Linked DNA regions of Homo sapiens: region 1 is linked to region 2. A link is a loop called in an ENCODE intact Hi-C map of the cell type or tissue named here. Cell type or tissue: endothelial cell of umbilical vein. All regions are shown on one strand. Each heading gives the region's core, and the rest is flanking DNA. Links, peaks and the distances in the headings are about the cores only. Region 1 overlaps LRCH2 (leucine rich repeats and calponin homology domain containing 2). Region 2 has its middle 120 kb from the start of PLS3-AS1.

What was found. A loop is a pair of places that touch in the nucleus more often than their neighbours do. Peaks named below come from ENCODE experiments on the same cell type or tissue, not always from the same donor. Only the 100,000 strongest peaks of a DNase experiment are listed, where the experiment ranks them.
Region 1: a loop joins it to region 2, with 4 times the contacts of the local background. A loop is called at or near these places in 9 of 110 quality-filtered maps.

What each region holds. Positions count from the first base shown.
Region 1 is chrX:115,225,099-115,233,442 of GRCh38, reverse strand. The region is part of intron 1 of LRCH2 (leucine rich repeats and calponin homology domain containing 2); the gene reads left to right. Among named protein-coding and RNA genes, the nearest start is that of LRCH2, 4.8 kb to the left of the region's middle. In endothelial cell of umbilical vein, for the core only: a CTCF peak has its summit at 6,378 (motif pointing left); a DNase peak (open chromatin) is centred at 3,612; H3K4me3 peaks cover 79 bases.
Region 2 is chrX:115,676,194-115,684,537 of GRCh38, reverse strand. No RefSeq gene overlaps it. Among named protein-coding and RNA genes, the nearest start is that of PLS3-AS1, 120 kb to the right of the region's middle. RefSeq lists an enhancer at 3,582-4,133. In endothelial cell of umbilical vein, for the core only: a CTCF peak has its summit at 4,834 (motif pointing right); no DNase peak of the experiment used is centred there.

The DNA of each region.
Region 1 (8,344 bases), core at 208-8,207, 450 kb after region 2:
CAAGTTTCCCCAGTTTGGGTGGGAGGGAGTCATTGACACCTTCCTTAATGCACTTCTTTCAACTCTCCTGGATCTTCCCGTCTTTCCCGGAAAACCAAACCCAACCAAACTAAACGAAACACAAAAATCATAATCTCTACATATTCCTTAAAGGCATACGTGCCTGAAAGAATGGCATATCCTTTTTCAGAGTACAGCAGCAGGATTGCCATGGTTTTTCTGTGTGGTTTAATCATCCTACGATATTCTTGGCTTCTTTCTTGTCACGTATGCCTTTAAAGACTGAGATTTTTCATTTTCCTGGTGTTGAGAAGGTAGTGGTGGTTAAATTAGTATTTGCTGCAGTGGTAAATTAAATCATCAATCACTTACATGTCTGCTTACTAGAAGAAAGCTAATCCTTGTTTTGAGTTATCTTAGAGTCTTAATTTTTATAGTAGAAAGCCAACAATTTTAAGGGTATTTTTGAGAAAAAATTATCTCCATTCTTTATGGAGTTGTGGATTAAAGGTTTATCACTTTGGGTGAGAAATTGGCTATTGTAATGTTCTTCATATACTCTCTGGTAGTCTTTGTTGTGGCTGGCATTTTTTGTTAGGGACACACTCTCTTATAAACCAATGCTGGATTATTTTAGATATGTCTTGATTTGATGAAAGGTTTTTTTTTACTTTTTATAATCTTTAAATTTGTTATTTATTTCTGTTTTCATCTGCTTTGCTGAAATAAATCTGGACAAAATTATTTTAATAGATGTCGTCATTTTGAAACAATATAGTAAGTAAATTCACCCATAATGAGGAGTAGTAAAATACCACTTATTTTCAAAACAAGACAATTTCAGATGTATTCAGTTTTTAGATCTTAAATCAAGGTATTTGTGTTGGAACAAAGTGGGGAGAGGAGGAAAACCTAAAATTGAAGCTTTCCACCCAGTGATTCTTTTAGCAATGATCCTAAGAACTATGAATGTGTAATCGACCACTGATTTTATATTTTGTAAAGCATGTTGGAGTATTTACTCCTTCACTCAGAACAGATTTCCTAAATAATATGTTCACATATTCATGACTGTTAGCAAGATATTATGCAACTTGGTGTGTTCTTCAAAGGCTTCAAGTAAAACAGTTTCAGACTGCATCATTATAGTGATTTTTTTCTTTTCTTCTTCTTCCTCTTTTTTTTTTTTTTCTTATTGTTCTTTCTAACCTATAAAGGATCCTTCTACCTGCAGGACAAAGTTTAAGCATCCTAGCTTGGCATTCAGGACTTTCATTGTTGGGCTCCACTTTATTGTTGCAACCTTATTCCCCAAAATGCTCCCACATAGAATCCTCTCTTCCAACTAGGTCAACTCTCTGTCTCTCAAATACATTTTGTGCATTTCTGCCTCATCTTTGTACAAGATCATCTGTATGCTTGGGATTTCCCTCTTTTCTCCGTCTATTTAATTTTATTGAAGCCCCAGCTCTTCCAAGAAATTGTCTCCAACTCCCTTAGTCCACAAGAATCTCCTGTTTCTTTGAATTCCCATGGTACTTATTGTCTTTACCACTTACTTGGCAGTGCTGGTTTTATTTTCTTTTTATGTTTCTGTCTTGCTATCCCTGAGAAGAAATAGAGCCCCTTAAAAGGCAGGGTGTAAGCCATATACTTGTTCAGTCTTCTTATTATATATCCCCTTTATTGTATTTGATAATATTTCTCATAAATATGAATATCATCTGATGCAGTTACAGCCTTTGGCTTTTAAGCCTTCAGTTGGTTTTCTGAGGCAAGCTTCAACACAAAGCAGAACCATATCTGTTCATGGTAAACATTCATTCATCATAAGTTTCATTTTACTTTTTCTCTTCAGTTGAATGAGCATTTCTTGTGGGAACATTTCAAAAATCAGAGTAAACAAGATCTTGTGCTGCTCTTTTTTTTCATTTAAATTAGATATCTTTGGGTGACTCATTTGCCATTTGTTTTTGATAAAATTTAGCCACGAAATTTTTAGGGGCAGTATTTTTTAATGTAGAGAGACCACTATTCATTATGTGTAAATGACGGCAGGTACATTGGAACTGAAGAAAAATAGAGTGTGTTTGAGATTATACATACATATGTACATACATACACACACATACATACAGGAACACACATACAGTATATTCTCTATTTGATGAAAATGATCTGTTTGGTGATCTTGTTATACTTAAAATGACTCAGTGGAATACTGTTTCAGAACCAAACCGATTAGTTAGACAAGCATTCCTTATTGCATTAGGAAGAGACAAGAGGAAGGGAAAATAGCTAAGAAGCGGTTAATGTTAATCTAGGTGAGAGGTGGTGAGAATCTGGGTGAAACAATATTGAATAAGGAGAAATTAATACATTTCAAAATAAATGGGGGAAGGTTTTTTTACATTAAGATGAAATAGACCCCTGGTTCTCCACCCTGGCTGCACATTACAATTGCAAGGGAGATTTTTTGTTTGTTTTTTCAACCCTGCCTGGATCCCACCCTAGACCAATTAAATCAGAATCTCAGGGGCCAAGGAACTTAAGGAAAAAAAATCTTCCCAGGTAATTCTAATATGCACTCAGGGCTGAGAAACCCTAAAATTGTTTATTTTTTAAGCACTCAAGAAATATTTGTTCTTTGAGTGAATAAGAACATTGATAAAAGTTTAGTTATTAACCTTAAAGCCACTTGTCAAGAAAGTCAAAACCAAAACTAGGAACTAAATACTCAAAAATTGTTTCAAATTGTTTGATAAATTTACGTGAAGAAAATGATGCCCCCTAAACATGTAGCAGCAAAATCTTTTCTCTGCTAACAGGCTTCCTATGAGGGAAAATGTATTTTAGGCAGCTGTTTGCAGAGTTTATCTTTGGTGTCTTTTTACCTCTCTCTGCATTTCTAGTGTCTGTTCTTCACTTGCCTCCTCCCTTTGTCCCCATCACACTTTTCTCCTTTCTCTTTCTCTCTTCAACCTCACTCCTCTTACTTTATTGGGATAGAGCTCAGGTAAATGATTATGGCAGCCTCTCTAGGAGATTAACATTTAAAAGGGGGAGTTTGCTAATTTACTTGAATCTCCAATTGGTGATTGGAGATTCATGACCTTTTTGAGTAGATCTCCCTTCCAGATACTCCTTGATTAAAATTTTCACCCACATAAGGACATAAAACAGTGATCAGAAAGTTGGTAACCCATTTCAGTAAAGTAGCTGACTCTTGCTGTAATGTCTTCTCCGAGATGGTCTGTAGATAGATTTGACAAGATGAAGGGAAATTGCATAGAACTTTTTGGTCCATCTGGATACTATGATAATTTGTTGACTTGAAAGTGAATTTAATTGTTACCCAAACAAATCCTGAAACCTTGCATAGTTGACTCTGTCACCAGTGCTACAAATAAGTGGATATGTTTCAGCGTACTTGCTGCTGCTCCCTCTGCTTCTTTATACCTGTTTATGTACATGAGCAGTAGGTCTGTGAAACAGATTTAGGAATTCTTACATCAGATTCTGCCGTGTCCTGGATAATCACGTGTTTTCCTGTAAACCAGGAGTCAACTCTAGTATTTCCTACATGTGCTGGTTCACCTTTTCAACTGTAGGGCATGGTGCATTGTATCAGGTTGTAAAATGGAGCCAGATAAACACAGCATTTGATTTTGTGAGGTGAAGGTCCTCTCAGTGCATTTAGTGGAATGAGCTCATGATTGTGATTTTGTGGCCTTATTCAAATATCTGCCTTGCTTCATTTAATAAATGTCTTCCTGAAAAATCGAATGTGAAGCACATTTTTGACAGTTGACTCATATTTTAATTGCTATAGATTGAATCTGAATTACTGAACCTTGTACTGATTTATTCAGTGATAAGTTCTACAGCATACTTATCCCTTAATTTCTTTCATTTAAAATAAAATGTTATCTTTAATTGAAGGGTACATTCATCATTAAGATAATACCATTTATACAGCTCTTTATACATTTTTAAGTACTTTCATATATATTATCCTATTGTATCCTAATAATAACCCTGTGAGCTTGGCAGAGTACATAGTAATTGCTCGTTGTGGTTGAGAGACAGGTTAAGTGATTTGTCCAAAGTTAAATGGTGAGTCTGGCAGAGTGTGTGGGTCAGAGCCTAGGTTTTTCAACTCCAGTGCTATCCTAATGTTATTTCCAGTGTAACACATTCTCTCTTTATAAAAAAGCAGTTATTAAACACCATGCCAATAAATAGGTTATTTATTCTGAAAATTCAATGCTTATTTAACTTCGTAGGTTATATACTTTTTGTTTGTGGTATGGTGTGTTTTGTTTTGTGTGTATTTGCATAGCTATCATGCCTCTCTTATGGTTTTAGAATAGATTCATTAAGCAAGCATTTATTGAACTCCTACTTTGGAAACATGATTATGGCTAATAAAAAGAGACATGGTTTTTGTACTTAAAGGATTTATACAATAGTCAAATGTATACAGTAATATAACCATTAGAAAAGAATTTCACTATAATATATAATAGTATTCAAAATAATATATTTTAATATACTGTACACATAAGAGATCTGGAACTGTGGCATAAGGCTTAATTTTAGAGGGGATTAATTTAGTTTGAGAAAGCTTCCTGAAAAGTTAGGTTAGGTATTTGTTGCATGACAGGTATAAGAACAGAAGTGGTTGATTGGGATGTTTTAAAATTGGGGTTAGTGGAATACTTTTGCTTAAGGTTTAAATTTAATATTTCAATTTAGATTATTTGTGATATAAATTCTGAAGCATTTATTTGGCATGAAGGTAGACAAGATCCAGAACCTCACTGAGAACATAAGAAGTAATGCTAGGGACACTTACTACAAATAAAGATAATTGAAGACTTACAAAATTGATTTGCTGGGAGGTGCCATTTGTTTAAGTTCCTAGGCACACAGTGAAACTTTGCAAAAGAGGCATCTTGTTCTCCCAGCCCAGCCTAGCAGCCCACTCTGTGAGATGCCTTAACTGCATGATACACACCTCCCCATTCTGCAGAGGCTAGTGATCATCATGACCTAGAAAGGGAAATATTTTAGTTTTCTTTTTTTCTCTACACTTTGAGTGTATTTGGGTGCTTCTTAAAACATTGTAATACTCTTATAATCAGTTATCTGGAAAGTTTCAGAAAGGGTTGTCTGCTTCTCATTTACAGAAAAAAAAATACCTTACACGCCAGGGAACCATTTAATGTAATTAAAGAAAACTGTATAAGCCAATTTAATAACAATGTAAGTTTATGTTTACTCTCACTTTCAGCTAGTGCACTCAATCTGCTAAAGGTCAAACTGTAATGTTTAATCTTTACATTTCTCTTGTTTCATGTAAATAGATAGCATTCCATTAACAGAATACCTGTCAATGGACTGTAATGGATAATTCAACAGTAGATATTTTCTAATGTATTTTTTATATCAAATTCTTTGAGGAAAAGTTTTTTCCAAATAGGAAAGTAAGTTCTTTCCTTTTCAGGAACACTTGATTCTGTGTAGTCTTTTCTAATTTGTGACAGAGAATGTTGTCACTTTATTTTTAGATTAATTACTTGTCTCAGTAGAATATTAGAGATTCAAGGTGACAAGAGACAGGTATAAGATAACTGTGACATAAACTTTTCTTTGAACCATATGGAGATGAACTGATTCTAGAACATTTGTGAATTTGGATTTCACTCAGAAATGGCTTTTTGTTAATGATTATGTTCCTAAGAGAATCTAGTATGTATAGTCTAGAGTTTTTCACTTCTTAAAAAAATAATTGCAATACGTAAATCCTTAGTATTTTGAGCTACTTGGTTGGGGATGTCTATGTCAATGGGAAATAATTACATTTAAAGGTTTTTGTGAATTAGAAATAGTAAATTAAACATAGATGACTGTGTCCTTAAACTACCTTAATGAGTATGTAAGAATGGATTTGTCATATAGATATTTTGTAAAGGTTGTAAAGTTGCTGCTTTCAGTGAGTTAATGATTTCATAATGGTTTAAAATAAGAACTCATATACCTATTATATCCTAGATCAGTAGTTCTCATTGTGGGGAAGGGTAGGGTTGGAGAGGTTGCCTCCAGAGGATATTTGACAGTATCTGGAGACTTTTTTTTTTTTTTTTAAGAGACAAGGCCTTGCTATGTTGCCCTGGCTATGTTGCCTGGGCTGGAATATAGTGGCTGTTCACAGGCTCTAACTCGGGGGCTCAAGTGATCCTCCTGTCTCAGCCTGCTGAGTAGCTTGGACTATAGTCCTGCAGCACCACACCTGGCTGAAGACATTTTTGATTATCACAATTTGGGGGTTGCTACTGACATCTAGTGGGTAGAGGCAAGGGATGCTGCCAAGCATCCTACATTGAAAAGGACAGCCCCATACAACAAAGACTTAACTTGTCTAAAATGTCCATGGTGCCAAGGTTGAGAAACCCTGGGTTAGAGTAAGATAAATGGAAAGTGCAGCATAGGTTCAAAGAGGGAGGGATAACATTTGATTTGGTCGTTTGAACAGCAGAGGGGGGCTTTATAAAGAAGTTGGAGGATTGGCCTTTAGAGAGGAGGCATCAGATTTTATAGTTATTCTTAGATGGAGGAAACTACATGAATGCTGATATCTCAGAGTCTCCTCAAACTCAATATGTCAAATAATGAACTCTCGTTATTCACCCTAGGCCCCCTTGTCACCCAGATCTAAAACTTGGGAGTTATTCTCCACTCTTCCCTTTCCCTCAGCCTCTATATCTAGTGAGGGACTAAGGCCTGTTGGTCATAACTCTTTGAATAGCTTTCAGATCAGTTTCATTCCTTTCTATTCTCAATGTCATTGTTCAGATTCTCCTCTATTCCTTACCTTTAACTGGACCTGTCAGTAGTTTTCTAAATGATCTCTCTGTCTCAAGTTTTCTTCAACTTAAATTAGTTAGTCCTCCACACTGTAGCTAAACCATTCTTTCTAATATGCAAATCTGATTGTCATGTGTTACTAAAACAATGTTACTAAAACACCTTCAAGCCAGTAGCCAGTTTTCAAGCCGTACGTTTCAAAATCTTATTTCCTTATTCCTTGTTTTGAACATTAAAAAAAGTAATACATACACTATGTTTTATTTAACTGTGGTAATTTTTATATTTTATTAGTTAAAATTAAATTGCTAAGATTCATCCAAATTGTTATGTAAAACTGTGGTTCATTCTTTTGGATGGCTGTGTTATCTTGCATCATGTGAATATACCATCTTTATTCACTTTCTCACTGATAGCCATTTTCATTCCCCCCTCCTCCTTTTTCTCTTGGGAATAGCACTACTATCATTATTATACATGTCTCTTGTACTTGTGCAAGGATTTCTCTTGTGTATATACTTGAAAATGGAATTGCTGGGTTGTATAGTATGTCAGTGTTCAAACCGATTTATCATTTCTGTTTCCATTGACATGTATAGGAGATCCTATGAATCTATGTGCCCTCCAAAACAGTACTGTCAAATTTAAAAATTTTGACCAAGTGTGTTTAAAAAGGTATTTCGATGAAGTCTTTCTTGATTTACATTCCCCTGATCACGAATGATGTTAACCTTTCTTCAGATGTCTGTTGGTCATATGTCTTTCCTGTACTGTGAAATAGCTTTTCATTTATTTTGCCCATTTTCTGTTGGTTGGTTGTCCTTTTTTAAAAAATAGAATTCTATGGGTTTAAAAAAATACTCCTTATACTAATCATTTGTTTTGTATATTTTGAATATCTTGTTTATAACTTGCCTTTTTGCTCTTTGAGGGGTGTTTTGATGGACAAATTTGTAAATTTTAATACAGCCAAATGTATCAATCTTGAATTTTGTAGTCAATGATTTCTGTGTCCTGTTTAAGAATATGTAAAATATATTCATCTACATTTTTTACTAAGAGTTTTAGTTTTGTTTTTGGTATTAAAGTTCTTAATTCATATGGAATCGATTTTTATGTATAGCACGAGGTGGAGTTCCATGTTCCTGTTTTTACATATGGATTATCTTTTTTCAGATCCATCCTTACCTATGTTGGGGCTCAGAAAACAATACCCCCAAATGAAGGCCTCAGCAGCAGCCTCAGAAGCAGAAGTTTTGCACTGACTTTGTCCTGCCCTCCTGTCTCTCTGTCCCATTCTCCTCCAAGGCTAGCCGTAGAAACTAGAATCCCTCTTCCCCAAGGAGGATCACAGAAGCCAGAACCCCTTTTCCTGAAAGCCAGCCATAAGACCTAAAAATATTACTCTAATTTCCCCTCTGCCTTTCTGTGTAAAAACTGGACACAAAGAAATGATCTAACCTACCTTGTTTGA
Region 2 (8,344 bases), core at 237-8,236:
GTCAGTTGATAAGTCTGGGCCAAGGCAATCAATTTAGCCATCTGTTTTGCAAATTATTAGTTGTTGTTTTTCAGAGACAAGGTCTAGCTTTGTCACCCAGACTGGAGTGAAGTGGCAAAATCATGGCTCACTGCAGCCTCAAACTCCTAGGCTCATGTGATCCTCTCGCCTTAGCCTCCCAAGTAGCTGGGACCACAGATGCTTGCCACCACATCTGGCTTGTAATTCTTTTATGAGATGATCCCTCAGGTATGGTCACTGGAGGAGATGTCAGAGAGGCTCAGAAATAAAACAGTTTATTTACTCACAGGTTGTACAGACAGGAGGCCAGGTACATCATGCAGGGCCACATGGGAAAGACATCAGGGTGGTCTGAAGGCAGAAGACACGAGCAAGGGGAGGATTTAGGCCATGACCTTTACTGGGACTTCCATACAATAGGCAATGCAGGGCAGGGTGAACAGTTTATGACTGGCTAGTTTGAATAACTGCCTTGGGCTTTGGGCTACATAAGGATGGTTTCTAGTTGCTTGGTACCTGGCCCTAGTGTCAGAAGTGTCCTGGCCGGGCGCGGTGGCTCACGCCTGTAATCCCAGCACTTTGGGAGGCCGAGGCGGGTGGATCATGAGGTCAGGAGATCGAGACCATCCTGGCTAACAAGGTGAAACCCCGTCTCTACTAAAAATACAAAAAAAAAAAATTAGCCGGGCGCGGTGGCGGGCGCCTGTAGTCCCAGCTACTCGGGAGGCTGAGGCAGGAGAATGGCGTGAACCCGGGAAGCGGAGCTTGCAGTGAGCCGAGATTGCGCCACTGCAGTCCGCAGTCCCGCCTGGGCGACAGAGCGAGACTCCGTCTCAAAAAAAAAAAAAAAAAAAAAAAAAAAGAAGTGTCCTAACCCGAGTGACTGCATCTTGAATAAAGGCCAAATAAAGCCAAAACTGCTGGGTTACATTCCCAGGGGGTTGGGAACTCTTGGTCACAAGATGTTTATGGTTGAGGGGACAAGTTAAGGAGGCTAATTACATAAGATCCACAACTTAAGGAAATGTCCTGATGTCCCAATATCTTAAGAACAAAATGCACTCTTAGTTTAAGAATACATTTCACTTTTTAAAAATTTTTATTTATTCATCTATGTTTTTGACGGCGTCTTGCTATGTTGCCCAAGCTGAAGTGAAATGGCGTGATCTCGGCTCACTGCAACTTATGCCTCCCAGGTTCAAGCAGTTCTCCTGCCTCAGCTTTCCAATTAGCTGGGATTGCTGGCACCTACCACCATGCCCAGCTAATTTTTGCATTTTTAGTAGAGACGGAGTTTTACCATGTCAGCCAGGCTGGTCTCGAACTCCTGACCTCAAGTGATCCACCTGCCTCGGCCTCCCAAAGTGCTGGGATTACTGGAGTGAGCTACCACGCCAGGCCAATGTCACGTTAAAGATAATAGTATACCCATAAATTCTTGCTGAAATCAATAGTTATAAAAGAGAATAACAATGCTACTATCCTGTCACAAGCTGATCACAAGCCTTTGTAATAAAGCACGTAAGACCGTTATTCTTAGCTCTATTATCCTATCTAAGCAAGCATTGTATTTGAGGTGATTTTGTTCCTCCTTGCTTTCTGAGGACACCCTACTCTGCAATAAAGTAGTCTCTAATCAGAGTATAGTGAACTATCTTAACTTCACTATACTCTGCGACTTGCCCTGAATTTTTTCTTGCATGAGATCCAAGAACCCGCTCTTTGGGATCTGGAACAAGACCCTTTTTCCGGTAACAGTAGATGATTAGGAAGAGGAACGTGGGCCGGGCACGGTGGCTCACTCCTGTAATCCCAGCACTTTGGGAGGCGGAGGCGGGCAGATCACCTGAGGTCGGGAGTTCGAGACCAGCCTGACTAACATCGAGAAACTCCGTCTCTACTAAAAATACAAAATTAGCCAGGCGTGGTGGCGCATGCCTGTAATCCCAGCTACTCGGGAGGCTGAGGCAGGAGAATTGCTTGAACCTGGGAGGTAGAGGTTGCGATGAGCCGAGATCACGCCATTGCACTCCAGACTGGGCAACAAGAGCAAAAACTCTATCTCAAAAAAAAAAAAAAAAAAAGAAGAGGAATGTGGCCTCCTGGGGTATCTGGGCCAAACAGAGGAGGTACGGCTCTGGATTGGTTAGTTTGCATATTAAAGATGCTCCTGGCTGGGCCTTTGTTATTTTTAAATCTTGGCTAGCCCCAGGAGGGGCAGTCTCCCCCTAGTCAGAAAGGTTTTTAAAAATATCAAAACATCATAATACGCAGAAAATGTAAAATGTTTATAATACAAAATGTGAACTGATTTAGTTTCTATGAGAAGCTTATATTTTAAGGACAAACTTAAGTCTGTGATGGGTTATCTTGTTTAGCAATTTTTAGTTTTACTTTTTATGTTTGAACCATTAATGAATACAATTAAATCAGGGTTATTTAAGAAAGTCTCTGGATCAAGCTTCTCCAACCCGTGGCCTGTGGGCTGCATGAGGCCTGGAATGGCTTTGAATGTGGCCCAACACAAATTCGTAAGCTTTCTTAAAACATTATGAGATTTTGTTTTTTTTTTGCTTTTTTTTTTAAGCTCATCAGCTATCATTAGTGTTAGTGTATTTTATGTGTGGCCCATGACAATTCTTCTTCCAATGTGGCCCAGGGAATCCAAAAGATTGGACACCCCTGATCTAGAAGATCTGTCCAGGGCTCAGATACTCAGATAATCTCCTAAAAGAGGTAAGCCACCATGGAGTTTTACTTTTTCTGGTAAAGGAAGGAATATTTAATTATCATATTTTCTTTTCTTTTCTTTCTTTTTTTTTTTCTTGAGATGGGGTCTGGCTCTGTTGCCCAGGCTGGAGTGCAGTGGCGCGATCTCAGCTCACTTCAACCTCTGCCTTCCAGGCTCAAGTGATTCTCATGTCTCAGCCTCCCAAGTAGCTGGGACTACAGGTGCATGCCACCTTGCCCGGCTAATTTTTTTGCATTTTTGGTAGAGATGGGGTTTTGCCATGTTGCCCAGGCTGATCTCAAACTCCTGAGTCAAGTGATCCGCCCACCTCAGCCTCCCAAAGTGCTGGGATTACAGGCCTGAGCCACTGCGCCTGGCCATATTTTCTTTATGTATGATTAACTTAAGTTAAACTCTTTAGATTTGTAAAGTTTATTATTATCATTATTACCACCACCATTATTACTAAGTTTAGCAGAGAAAAGCTCTCATAACAGCTTTTACTTAATAGTTGGATAAATTTACTCTTATTATCTTTTATAGGATTGAGGAACAAATCTTTGTGTTACTTAGAGCTGCTATAACAAAGTATCATAGAGTGGTGGCTTATAAACAACAGAAATTTATTTCTCACAGTGCTAGAGGCTGAAAGTCCGAGATCAGGGTACCAGCTTGGTTGGAAGACAGGGTCTTTCTTTGTTGCTCAGGCTGGAGTGCAGTGTCAAGATCATGGCTCACTGCAGCCTCCACCTCCCAGGCCCAACCAAGCCTCCCACCTCAGACTCTCAAGTAGCTGGGACTACAAGTGTGTGCCGCCACGTCCGGCTAAATTTTTTTTTTTTTTTTTTTTGTAGAGACAGGGTCTCCCTATGTTGCCAGGACTGGTATCCAACTCCTGGGCTCAAGGGATCCTCCTGCCTCGACTTCCCAAAGTGCTGGGAGTACATGCATGAGCCACTGCAACGAGCAGGTATGGTTGGTTATTGTTAGGGCTCTCTTCCAGGTTGCATATTGCTGACTTCTTTTTGTTTTTTGAGACGGAGTTTCACTCTGTCGCCCAGGCTGGAGTGCAGTGGCACAATCTCGGCTCACTGCAAGCTCCGCCTTCCGGGTTCACGCCATTCTCCTGCCTCAGCCTCCCCAGTAGCTGGGACTACAGGCACCCGCCACTGCGCCCAGCTAATTTTTTTGTATTTTTAGTAGAGACGGGGTTTCACCATGGTCTCGATCTCCTGACCTTGTGATCCGCCCGCCTCGGCCTCCCAAAGTGCTGGGATTGCAGGCATGAGCCACCGCGCCCGGCCCGCCTGCATATCGCTGACTTCTTGTGTCACATGGCAGAAAGAGGGAGAGAGAGCTCTCTGGGAGTCCCTTTGATAAGCGTACTAATCCCATTCGTGAGGTCTCCACCGTCATGGCTTAACTGCCTCCCAGTGGCTCCACCTCCTAATACCATCATGTTGGCGGTTCAGAGTTCGACATATGAATTTTGGGGAGACATAAACATTCAGCCTATTATTATTACCTGATGAACATTTTAGGAACCCAAAATATGGTTTAGGTATAAAAGACATCTGGCCGGGCGCGGTGGCTCACGCTTGTAATCCCAGCACTTTGGGAGGCCGAGGCGGGTGGATCACGAGGTCAGGAGATCGAGACCACGGTGAAACCCCGTCTCTACTAAAAAAAATAAAAAAAAAATTAGCCGGGCGTGGTGGCGGGCGCCTGTAGTCCCAGCTACTCGGAGAGGCTGAGGCAGGAGAATGGCGTGAACCCGGGAGGCGGAGCTTGCAGTGAGCCGAGACTGCGCCACTGCACTCCAGCCTGGGTGACAGAGCGAGACTCCGTCTCAAAAAAAAAAAAAAAAAAAAAAAAAAGACATCTTAATAGTTTTATAATTTTGAATTTAGATCGTGAATTCAGGAAAGGCAAAATCAAGAATAACTGTTAAAGGAGAAAAGGTGTAAGTCATAAATATCTAAAAACAAGAAATATTTACAGTCAATGATATAAAACCATGCTAGATTATACTAAGGCTAAAGCTGTAATTCGCCCCCCACCTCGTAATAAAAGCAAAAAGCAGTAGCAATCACTCACATTAGCCAGGAGAGGGGGATATTTGTTAATTTCTGTGGCTTGAACGTGTTTTGTCTGTGTTCAGACATGATTATGCAGTGGTCCTCCTTTTTGTCTCACTTCATTACCATCACAGAGGGACCTTGCCGGATGTTGGTACTCTTTGAAATTGTTTATGCTCACGGGAGAACAACAAAGTCTAGCTGTGAGTGCCACGCCAACTCCTACATGTCCGGGATTATTTTTTTCTTTCCCATCACTGTGATAGAAAAAATTGGTGATGCTGTTTTATTGGTGATATGTTACATGCATTTTAAGTATAAGCTGTCAAGACTTACAAGGAGCCCCTTTTGTGAAATCTAATGAACATATCATGGTTCGTTTGTATTTTTTGGGAGGCGGGGTGGGGTGAATATGTGCTGCCAAAGTGAGCACAAACATATCATGCTGTTGAAATAGGATTTTAAGCCAGAGAGCAAACCCGGGTGAAATCCGGACAAGAACAAATCTGCAGAATTTTGTTTTAACCTCTCTGGGCCCTATTAACTTCCAGTCAAACTTGTAATAAAACTAAAGCTAAAGCATCACTTTCACATCGAGGACCTTGCTCACCATCACCTACCCATCCCACGCTCATTCCACCACTGTCAAAGTGTACCCTTTCTGACTTTGTGCTCCTACCTGCTATAAACTTCCATCAAAACACTTTATTTCATGGTGTTTGTGTCCCTCTAGAGTCCTACACTACTCTAGAACTCAAAGAAAAGAACATATCTCATTCATCTTATTCAGGCCTTAGACAAAAAGCCTGGGACAGGAAAGTACTCAATATTATTTAATTAATTAACTGTTAATAAAACATGTTTTAACAGAAGACATGACAGAAAATATGACTTTGAAAACTTCATCCACATGAAGTACCTTCTTTTGTTTTTTTTTAGACAGGGTCTTGCTCTGTCACTCAGGCTGGACTGCAGTGGCATGATCACAGGTCAGTGAAGCCTTGAACTCCTAGGCTCAAGTGATCCTCTCTCCTCAGCCTCCCAAGTAGCTGGGACTACAGTTGTGCACCACCATGTCTGACTAATTAAAAGAATTTTTTTTTAGAGATCGGGTCTCATTGTGTTGCCCAGGTTGGTCTTGAATTCCTGCACTCAAGTAATCCTCCCACCTCAGCCTGCCAAAGCCCTGGGATCACATGTGTGAGCCACCATGCCCAGTCTACATGAAGAATGTTGAATAAAAAGTGACAAGAGAGGAAGAAGACTGAAGTTTAAAGTTCTTCACTTAGGGACATTTTGCAAAACGAACGAAATCTGATAAATTCCTCATGAGTCACTGCAAGCCTCTATACCTGGTGTTTAATGGTTTATTATAAAAATTTTGTACAAATGCTATTTGTTTCCCAGTAAGGGGTTGTCATTTCCACCTCATTGGTCCTTTTTGTGTACCTTTCCATGCAGTGTTCCCAGGAAGATATATATAGGTATATAAAGAGCAGAGGACCTATTTCCATTAAATAAGCAATGATTGCTTTTATCTTATTATGAACATGATGCATATATATGCAAATATATATGTATTTGTTCTTTTTTTTTTTTTTTTTTTTTGAGACAGAGTCTTGCTCTGTCGCCCAGGCTGGAGTGCAGCGGCGCAATCTCAGCTCACTGCAAGCTCCGCCTCCCTGGTTCGCGCCATTCTCCTGCCTCAGCCTCCCGAGTAGCTGGGACCACAGGTGCCTGCTACCACACCCTGCTAATTTTTTTGTATTTTTAGTAGAGACGGGCTTTCACCGTGTTAGCCAGGATGGTCTCGATCTCCTGACCTCGTGATCTGCCCGTCTCGGCCTCCCAAAGTGCTGGGATTACAGGCATGAGCCACCGCGCCTGGCCTGTTCTTGTTTTTGAGACAGAGTCTAACTTTGTTTCCCAGGCTGGAGTGCAGTGGCACAATCACGGCTCACTGCAGCTTCAAACTCCTAGGATCAAGCAATCCTCCTGCTTCAGTCTCTTGAGTAGCTGGGACCATAGGTGTGTAGCACCACACTCAGCTAATTTTTACATTTTTTGTAGAGATGAGGTCTTGCTTTGTTGCCCAGGCTGGTCTTGAACTCTTGGGCTCAAGCGATCCCCCCACATCAGCCTCCTAAATTGCTGGGATTACATGTATGAACCACTGTGCCTGGCCCATATATTAATAATATAATAAAATATATTATGAAAAATGATCTCTAAACCTATCACCTGGAGGTAACCACTAGCAATATGTTGGTTTATCTTCTTCTTGGCCTTTTTGTACTATGTGTGTGTATCCACAGACATACACACACATTTAAACCAAAACCTCCTTCCTTATTCAGTTGGCCACGGCAATAATGACACTCTTCTATACAGAACTCTCATCCTTCACATCGAATGCCAGGGAAGTATTTCCTCAGCAGTTTCTTCTCTGATTCCATCCACTGCAGCCATAATGAAGAGGAATATAGAGACCAAATCCACCTCAGGAGCACAGGAATACTGAAAGCAATGGAGAGAAGATGGAAATTCTGGCCAGCTGCTTACTAGGACAACATCAAATCAAGGCCACCACTACACATAAAATACAAGAAAACTAGTAGTGAGAAGCCATTTTCTTTCCCTTTAAAAACTAAAACAACAAAATCATTACAACATGCAATTATGAACCTTTTTCAGGGTCTTCTCCTTTATTTTTTTATTTTTTATTTTTTTCAGACAGAATCTTGCTCTGTCACCCAGGCTGGAGTGCAGTGGCATGATCTAGGCTCACTGCAACCTCCGCCTCCCAGGTTCAAGCGATTATCCCTCCTCAGCCTCCTGAGTAGCTGGGACCACCGGCTTGCACCACCACACCTGGCTAACTTTCATATTTTTATTAGAGACAAGGTTTCATCATGTTGGCCAGGCTGGTCTTGAACTCCTGACCTCAAGTGATCCACCGCCTCAGCCTCCCAAAGTGCTGGAATTACAGGTGTAAGCCACCGTACCCAAGCTGCTTCTTTATTTTTGTTTGGAAACTATTTAGTTTATGTAAGAATTCCTAGAGGTTATAAGGCTTTCTGGACTAAATGCCCAAGAGACTCCTGAGGTATACACCAGACACTATTTGATTCCCTGTTACTGTGGCATGTAGTTCCAGGCACTACTAACAGCCACTCATGCCATGGTGGTTCTGGGAAGTCCAAATATACATTGAAGGCCAGAGAGTTGGGTATTGTCCATCCAGGGTATTGTAAGCCTTCAAACCACTTCTGTCACATAGCTGAAAATATGCCTTTAGGGTCTTCTCTTCTGCACCTCCTAGGCACTTTTCTCAAACCTATCCAAAGATTAGAATTTGGCTTTTCTTTTCTTTCTTTTTTTTCTTTTTCTTTCTTTCTTTTTTTTTTTTTTTTTTTTTGAGACAGACTCTTGCTCTATCACCCAGGCTGGAGTGCAGTGGCACGAACTCAGCTCACTGCAACCTCTGCCCCCTGGGTTCATGCGATTCAGAAGG